2 separate regions of the Homo sapiens genome follow, and region 2 is linked to region 1. A link is a contact called in ENCODE Hi-C or POLR2A ChIA-PET data. All regions are on one chromosome and are shown on one strand. Each heading gives the region's core, a stretch centred on a gene start or an enhancer-like site at or near the end of the contact. The rest is flanking DNA. Distances are from core to core; before and after follow the strand shown.

Region 1 (4,166 bases), core at 990-3,489:
CTCCTGAGTAGCTGGGACTACAGGCATGTGCCACCACGCCCATCTAATTTTTGTATTTTTAGTAGAGATGGGGTTTCACCATGTTGACCAGGCTGGTCTCGAACTCCTGACATCATGATCTGCCCTCCTCAGCCTCCCAAAGTGCTGGGATTACAGGCGTGAGCCACCGCACCCAGCCGTGCATTTATCCTTTTAACCAATGATCACACTTTTAGAAATTTACTGATATTATACCTCCAACAATACAGAAAATTATGCATAATTGTTCATTGCAGCATTATTTATAATAGCAAAATCTTGGAAACTACCTAAATGCCCAAATATAGGAGACTGGCTATATGACTAAGGTGTATGTCAAATGCAGCTGTAATAGAGGAAAAATTGTTATGAACTACTGGAGAGCAGTTTTCAGGATATATTGTTAAATGAAAACAACAAGGTGCAAATGGGTATATTCGTGCAAGAAAAACAGAGTTGAGAGTTCAAGTAACTAATTATCTTAAATCAAGAATTTATAGAGAATTGATAAAGAAGGGCTGCTACTCAGCACATCCTATGAAGTCAGCATAAACTTGCTATGAAACCAAGCAAGGACAATATGAGAAAGACAAGTTACAGGCCCAGTTCATTATGAACATAGATGTAAAATACCTTAAAAATAGCAAACTAAACCAAACAATATAAAAATGATAATATTCAATGATCACCTTATATTACCATAGAAATGGCTTAATGTTTGAAAATCTGAATGTTCACTGCATTAACAGATTAAAGGATATAAAAATGTTATCATCTCAATATACATAGAAAAAAGCAATACATATAATCTGACATAAACTAATTTAAAATTTCTTGTTAGGAATGAAAGAAAAATTTCTAAACCTGATAGAGGGTACTTATGAGAAACCTAAAGTGGAGACAATTCTAAAAGGGGAAACAAGAAGTTTTCATTTTAAATCAGGTATCAGACAAAAATACACACTATCACCACTTACATATGATGTACTCAAGGGCCTAGCGAGCACAGTGAGGCATTAAAAATGGCATAAAGTTTGAAGAAGAAAACTATAACTGCTTATTTGCCTATGATAAACACTGAAGAGAACACACAAAGAAACCATAATAAACAATGGGAGAATTTAGCAAGCTAACTAGTTACAAATTTGTGGAAAGAAGAAAAGATCCAAGCTTTAAAGAGAGGAAAGCAAGTTTGAAATAGTATTTGTAGAAAGTGGGAACACTGGCTTACTGAAGAAACTTAGTAAGATTGCCAGACCCTTTTTGGTTTGGTGATGGTGCATCTATTGTGCTGTTTAGTAGCCCAGTTGAGTTATTTTCCCCCAGCAACAATTATCTGCCTAGGTTCAAGCTTCAATGAAATTGATGGTTGGATTCATTCAGGGTTGCAGTTTTTGTAGGTAGATTCAAGCAAGGAGATTTAAATGACAGGTTCTGAGTCCTACATTGATAGAAAGAAAAGTAAACGCCTATAGGGGAGGACTACGAAATAGGGAAGTGAAGAGTCAATGTTTATTGGTTTCAGTGAGGTCAAATAATTGTCATGGTGGAGATTTTTGAGCAAACTGGAAAGTTAACTTCTCTACATTAGCAGTAAACAAAAGGAATTAGTTGAAAAGTTATGATAACATTTACAATTTCCTTTTAAAAACTTCAAGCCTCAGACCAGGCGCGGTGGCTCACACCTGTAATCCTAGCACTTTGAGAGGCTGAGGAGGGCAGATCACCTGAGGTCAGGAGTTCAAGACTAGCCTGGATAACACAGTGAAACCCCATCTCTACTAAAAATACAAAAATTAGCTGGACATGGTGGTACACGCCTGTAATCCCAGCAACTCAGGAGTCTGAGACACAAGAATTGCTTGAACCTGGGAGGAAGAGGCTGCAGTGAGCAGAGATCGCACCACTGCACTCCAGCCTGGGTGACAGAGCCAGACTCCATCATCTCAAAAAAAAAAAAAAAAAATTCAATCCTCTGTGAATAAATATAACATGTACAATTTCCACAGGGGAAAATTATAAAAAAATGTTAAGGGACATGAATAAGATCTAGATACAGATGAAAGAGATAGCAAGGTCAAGATTAGGGGAATAAAGGAGGATATGAAAACACTACGTGACCCTGGAGTGGGTGTGATTGGGAGGTGCTTGGATTCCTGCCCTGCCGGTTTTGATTGGAGTACACGGTGAAAGGCTAGTCACACTGGGCCTCCACTTTGCCCTCTTTCCTTCTCTTCTCCTCACAGCAGTGCCTGGTCAAACCCAGCAACCCTTGGCCAGAACTTACTCACCCATCCCACTGACACCATGAAGCCTGTGCTGCCTCTCCAGTTCCTGGTGGTGTTCTGCCTAGCACTGCAGCTGGTGCCTGGGAGTCCCAAGCAGCGTGTTCTGAGTAGGTGCTGGATCTGGGCCCAAGGAGGGAAGTAACATGTGTGGATAGGAGAGGATCTGAGGGCTGACAGTCTGTCACACCTCTTGGAAAAATACCGTGTCATGTTCAAGGGCCCAAGCTTTATTGTTGGCAAGATCTAGGTTTGAATCCCTGCTCTGTTGCTGAGTGACCTTGGGCATAGTATCTGGGCCTCAGGTTTTTATCCTTATAATGAATACAGGAGGAGAACAGATAATGCATGCAGACATAGCTCACTCTTACTAAACCATGGTAAATGCTCAGTAATATTAAATGCTGTAAATGTGATCAGCCTCATCATCCAGCTTAGTCTTGCTGCCCGTGGCTCCTTCATGGATGCTTGGACTCACTTTTCAAGCAATAAAACAGAGAGACAACGAAGTTGGTAGAACTCAAGCTAGAATCTACATAACCTTGGCCTTGGAGGATGTTTTGGGAAGGAGGGAAAGGAAGTCTTGCCTTTTATTCCACATTTTCAAACTCCAGAGGTACTGTACAATTACCGGTAATTAGCATCAATGGGACAGTGTAGAGTCCATCTCAGCAGCCACCACTGCCCAGCTCAACTCAAAAGAGCTCTGGCTCTAGTAATGTTGACCTTAACCAATACCAAGTGGGAAAAGAACTGTTATTCATCATACATCCACTCTTCTATGGGGAAAACATCTTCAGAATACTGGCGGCTCAGAAGAGGGATAAGTGTGGTAGCTCATGTGTCTGGGGAGGCTAGGTCCTGCTTAAGAAGTTTCAGAAAAGGCATGCAGGTTTGTAGGACTAAGAGGGACTAAGCAAGCTACAAGAAAATAGGAGTGCCCAGGGTAGAGTTAATTGGAGAATCAGAATTTGAGGAAAGGCACAAAGAGGCTTTCTAAAAGACTGGTAAATGCTGTGAGTGAAGTTGGGACCAGATACCCAGAAGAGGGGTCAAGACTTGAAAAGGGTGACCTCTCTGAGATCTCTGGATCATGGTGTCTATCTCTAAACTGCTCTGTTGAGCCCCAAGCTCTTCAAAGTGTGGATTAGTTCCAATTTCTTGCAGTGCCCCAGTGAGCTATAGAATAGCTGAGAGGCCAGGGGTGAGTACTAGTTATTGGTCTCTGTTAAATTGTCAACAGCTTGAACCTCAGCTTCTTTTACCCCAATTCTGGTGCCATTTGCTACTACAGTTATAGTCATGACCTCTTTCTTCATTCATTCCTTTCAAATCATCATAATATCCTATAGATTTCCTTCTAATTGCAAATATTTGCAGAGGAATAGACCCACAATTCCTCTATTTGCAATAGAATGCCCCACTTTTGACTTTTGCCCCCAAAGAAAGGGAGAATCACAAGGTACAAAAATTAGGACCTGGAAGGGCTTGGGGAAAGGGATTAATGGGGCCCATCTTTAGAGTCCAGGAATAGAAAGGAGATTGTGGGTTGTGGACTTAGGGAAGACTCTCCCAGGGCAGGTAGGTCTTAGCTTTGAACTGAAATACTTGGGGGTAGGGGAGGAAATAGGAAGTCAACATAATGATGCTTATTCTTCTCTAACAGTAGAAAGTGGGGCATCCTGGTGCTCTGGCCTCCTGATCGAGAGACACCAAGGAAGAAAAAAGCTGAATCTTTGAACGCCATTCTGAAATCCCCACCCTTCTTACCATGAAAGAAGTCACTCCCAGAACTTACTTGTGAATTGGGTCCCAGCTCTCTGATCCAGTACCTTCAGTTTAATGCATGGTCTTCATCCTTTA
Region 2 (4,166 bases), core at 770-3,269, 69 kb after region 1:
TAGCTGGGACTATAAGCACATGTCACTACACCTGACTGACTTTTTTTTTTTTTTTTTAAGTAGAGACAAGATTTTGCTATGTTGCTCAGGCTGGTCTTGAACTCCTGAGCTCAAGCAGTCCTCCCACCTCAGTCTCCCAAAGTGCTGAGATTACAGGCATGAGCCACTGTGCCCAGACCACTGTTTAGTTTTTTAATGTGGCTACTAAAAAACTTGAAATTACATACATGGCTTGCATTATGTTTCTGTGAAAGAGTGCTGCTCTGGATGCTTCTTTCTGCCCAAGTATTCTACTGGAACTTACCTCTCATTTACCTTTGCCCTCACCTGCTTCCAAACAAGACTCAAGGAGGAACTTAATACTATAAAACAGCCAGGTGCAGTGGCTCACGCCTGTAACCCCAGCACTTTGAGAGGCCAAGGCAGGTGGATCATTTGAGGCCAGGAGTTCGAGACCAGCCTGGCCAACTTGGTGAAACCCTGTCTCTACAAAAAATACAAAAATTAGCTGGGCATGGTGGTGCGCATCTGTAGTCCCAGCTACTTAGGGAGCTGAAGCAGGAGGATCACTTGAACCTGGGAGGTCGAGGCTGCAGTGAGCATGATTGCACCACTGCACTCCAGCTTGGGAGACAGAGTGAGACCCTGTCACAAAAAACAACAACAGAAAATAAAATACTACAAAACAAGTTACATGAAAATGAAAGTCTTTAAACCAAGAGTGAAAAAAGGTAGGGGATCCAGGCGCAGTGGCTCACACCTGTAATCCCAACACTTTGGGAGGCCAAGGCATGCAGATCATGAGATCAAGAGATCAAGACCATCCTGGCCAACATGGTGAAACCCCATTTCTACTAAAACTACAAAAGTTAGCTGGGTGTGGTGGTGGGCGCCTGTAGTCTCACCTACTCAGGAGGCTGAGGCAGGAGAATCGCTTGAACCTGGAAGGTGGAGGTTGCAGTGAGCCAAGATTGCACCACTGCACTCCAGCCTGGTGACAGAGCCAGACTCTGTCTCAAAAAAAAAAAAAAAAAAGGTGGGGGAGGACAAGTAATAAAAGAGGGTGGCAAGAAGGATCGATTTTGTCAGAGAAACTGAATAACAACAGCTAACATTTATTGAGTGTGTGCTTTGTGCCAGGCTCTGCTAAGTGCTTTCTTTATAATCTTTTTTTTTTTAGACGGAGTCTCCCTCTGTGGCCTAGGCTGGAGTGCAGTGGCACGATCTCAGCTCACTGCAGCCTCCAAATCCTGGGTTCAAGCAAGTCTCCTGCTTCAGCCTCCCGAGTAGCTGGGACTACAGGCGTCCACCACCATGCCCAGCTAATTTTTGTATTTTTAGTAGAGACGAGGTTTCACCATGTTGGCCAGGGTGGTCTCAAACTCCTGGCCTCAGGTGGTCGACCCACCTCGGCCTCCCAAAGTGCTGGGATTACAGGTGTGAGCCACTGCACCTGGCCAGTGCTTTCTTTATAATGGACTCTTCACACCAATTCTATGAGGTAGGCAGTGTGGTAATGTTATTATACACACAAAGCTGATAAGCAGCACAAGATTATAGATTCAGACCCAGGCCTTACTCCGAAACCTGAGCTCTTGGCACCCTGGTAGCCAATGCGAAGATGGAAACATCAGCTCTAGAAAGCCCCTACCACAGAGTCTGGAAAGACAGACGATGCCCAGTAAGTTATTTCCCTGCCCATTCTCACACTAACTCAGAGGGAGAAACTTTTTCTTGATCTTGAGCTCCACAGGGAATTTGACCCTGTGGCTTTGTACAAGAAACACTAATACGACATAGTGGGTAATGTCCCCCATATCAATGTTACCAGAAATGAAGCAGCATGCCACATCATATGAAAACAGAGGGCATAATGTTAGGTCTTAATTTATTAAGTGCAGTTCAGTCGGGATCCAGGAGCTTAGACAGCTGATAGCAAGCTTTCACTTTATCTTTTAGAATGCCCTTTTGCCCTTTTGAGTCTCTTGCCTGGAAATGGTCTATGACAGACCTCTGCTGCCCTCTGGTGGGCAGAGCATGAAGCACCCAGCAAAGAATTCTTTCCAGTCACATGGCCTCTTCTTTGTTTATATTGCTGAATCTGTGGGAAGCTGGGCTTCTCCACACAATCCCTTGAGGAGAAGGCTTAACTTGTATATGAAAGGAAAGACACCTCTCCCAACTCAAGAGCAACCCACTGCCAGGATACGCTCTGGGCCTCCTGCCTTCCTCACCCCACTTACACGCCTTACCAATAACATCATGCCCCCACGGGAGCAGTGGAGGCTGCAGGGGCCCATGGTATTGCTGGGGCCAAGGGCACATATGGAGTCTGAGATTTCTACAACCAGATGGTCAAGAAGCAGGGTGGAGAAGGGAGGAGCTGCGTGGTTCTGGTCAAAGAACAAGTCTTTCTCAGCCTACACTGGAGCCCCAGACATTCCTGCCCACGATGAGGAAGCTGAGGAGCAGGGCGGGGGAGAAGGGTGGCTTTTCAACCTGGTCAGAGGCTAATTTCGGGGTGCAAGGTGAGAGAGTAGGATCACGGTCCACTGAGACCTGCTCCTGGGTCATTTCCACCCCAGGACCAAGGCTGAAATGGACTTAAACCCTGAGGAAGGAAAGGTTCTAATGGCTTCTTTAGTTCAGGGTCCAACAGTAGAGAAAGCTGCCCAGAAAGACCTGGGGGTGGGAATTTGGCCCCAGCTCAGCCTTTAACCGCCAGCTTTCAAATTTAACCCTTCAGCACTCTCTCTCATCTCTATCTCTCTCTCATCTCCATCTCTATCTCTCTATACATCTATCTATCTCTCTATCTCTCTCGACGTTGCTACCTGTAAGCAGGTCAGCAGCTCCCTCTGGAAAGGGTGAGCCTCCAGACGAGGAGGAAAGGTCTGCAAGGAGCAGCTCTCCCATTGCTCAGCCTGAGCTGTGCCTGGGGCTCACACCTGTCTCTCCAGTCCCACTCTCCACCCTGACAGAACATCATTCTGCAATATGAGAGGATTCCCAGACTGTTGTTTTTCATTGAAAGTTCTACCATACTGATGATTTTTTTTTTTTTTTTTTTTTTTGAGATGGAGTTTCGCTCTTGTCGCCCGGGCTGGAGTGCAATGGCAGGATCTCGGCTCACTTGGAACTTCCACCTCCCAGGTTCAAGCAATTCTCCTGCCTCAGCCTCCTGAGTAGCTGGGATTACAGGCGTGCACCACCAAGCCTGGCTAATTTTTGTATTTTTAGTAGAGACGGGGTTTCACCATGTTGGTCAGGCTGGTCTTGAACTCCTGACCTCAAGTGATCTGCCTGCCTTGGCCTCCGAAAATGTTGGGATTACAGGCGTGAGCCACTGCACCCGACCACTGCTGAGTGTCTGTGCCTTCTCCCCCTTGTTTTCATCCTGGCATGTGAAATTCTGGTTTCTACCTGGTTCAGAACATTTATCTCTTTTCAGTACAGTAGACATGTCAATGTTGCCTGATCTGAAAAAGAGTGGCTGGCATGAACCTCGCAGTGGCCAACCCAGAAACATCCATGACTCCAGGATCATGTTGCAGGGAACTGGGAAGGGCCAGTGTCTGTGTGATGGGCTGCTGAACATTTTGGCAGATCCCTCTTCCACTGTTTTATCATTTTGTTGTTTATTTAAAAACTCGAATACATGCACATAGTTTTTTTAAAAATCATTATATCATCACACCACCACACCCGGCTAATTTTTGTATTTTTAGTAGAGACAGGGTTTCTACTAAAACAGTCAAAGGCACAGCTACTCAGAAGGCTGAGGTAAGAGAATTGCTTGAGCCCAGGAGGCGGAGGTTGCAGTGAGCGGAGATCGTGCCACTGCACTCCAGCCTAGGCGACAGAGCAAGATTTCGTCTCAAAAAAAAAAAAAGATAACTAGTTAAATAAATTACCCATTTCATAGAGTTCTATTAAAAGAATATACGTGATGACATGAAAGATCTCCAAGATACACAATATAATCCATTTCATATAAATAAAAAACATAACTTTAAAAAATTATCTTGGTCCCAAGAACCTAGGGATATCCCCTCCCTAAAATAAAGCTACCTGGAGGGGACAAACTGCCTGTCTTGGAGCCAAGGGCTGGCCCTCAAGGAAGGAGGTCCAAGGTGGGAACATTCCAACATCTATAAGAAACTAGC

Evidence for each region. Hi-C counts contacts between places; a loop is a spot of excess contacts on that map. ChIA-PET counts read pairs that join two places held with the same protein, here RNA polymerase II (POLR2A). Pooled maps may share reads with other maps.
Region 2: a map of SK-MEL-5 shows a loop between it and region 1 (5-fold over the local background). The contact joins the enhancer-like site here to the promoter of WFDC13 in region 1. A Hi-C loop is called at or near these places in 1 of 168 maps with a recorded cell type or tissue (SK-MEL-5), 1 of 37 single-sample maps with no recorded cell type and 3 of 50 pooled maps. POLR2A ChIA-PET finds 5 or more read pairs at or near these places in 2 of 52 experiments (GM12878 and RWPE1).

The regions. Positions count from the first base shown.
Region 1 is chr20:45,699,799-45,703,964 of GRCh38, forward strand. WFDC13 (WAP four-disulfide core domain 13) reads left to right here and starts at 2,240. Exons shown (of 4, transcript NM_172005.2): 1 at 2,240-2,413. The coding sequence starts at 2,326. The region is part of intron 2 of WFDC10B (WAP four-disulfide core domain 10B); the gene reads right to left.
Region 2 is chr20:45,769,317-45,773,482 of GRCh38, forward strand. No RefSeq gene overlaps it. Among named protein-coding and RNA genes, the nearest start is that of WFDC3, 20 kb to the right of the region's middle. RefSeq lists enhancers at 1,751-2,344, 2,345-2,937. Within about 2 kb of position 2,020, at least 5 of the 41 ENCODE cell types and tissues checked have a DNase peak (open chromatin) inside an H3K27ac peak, as active enhancers do.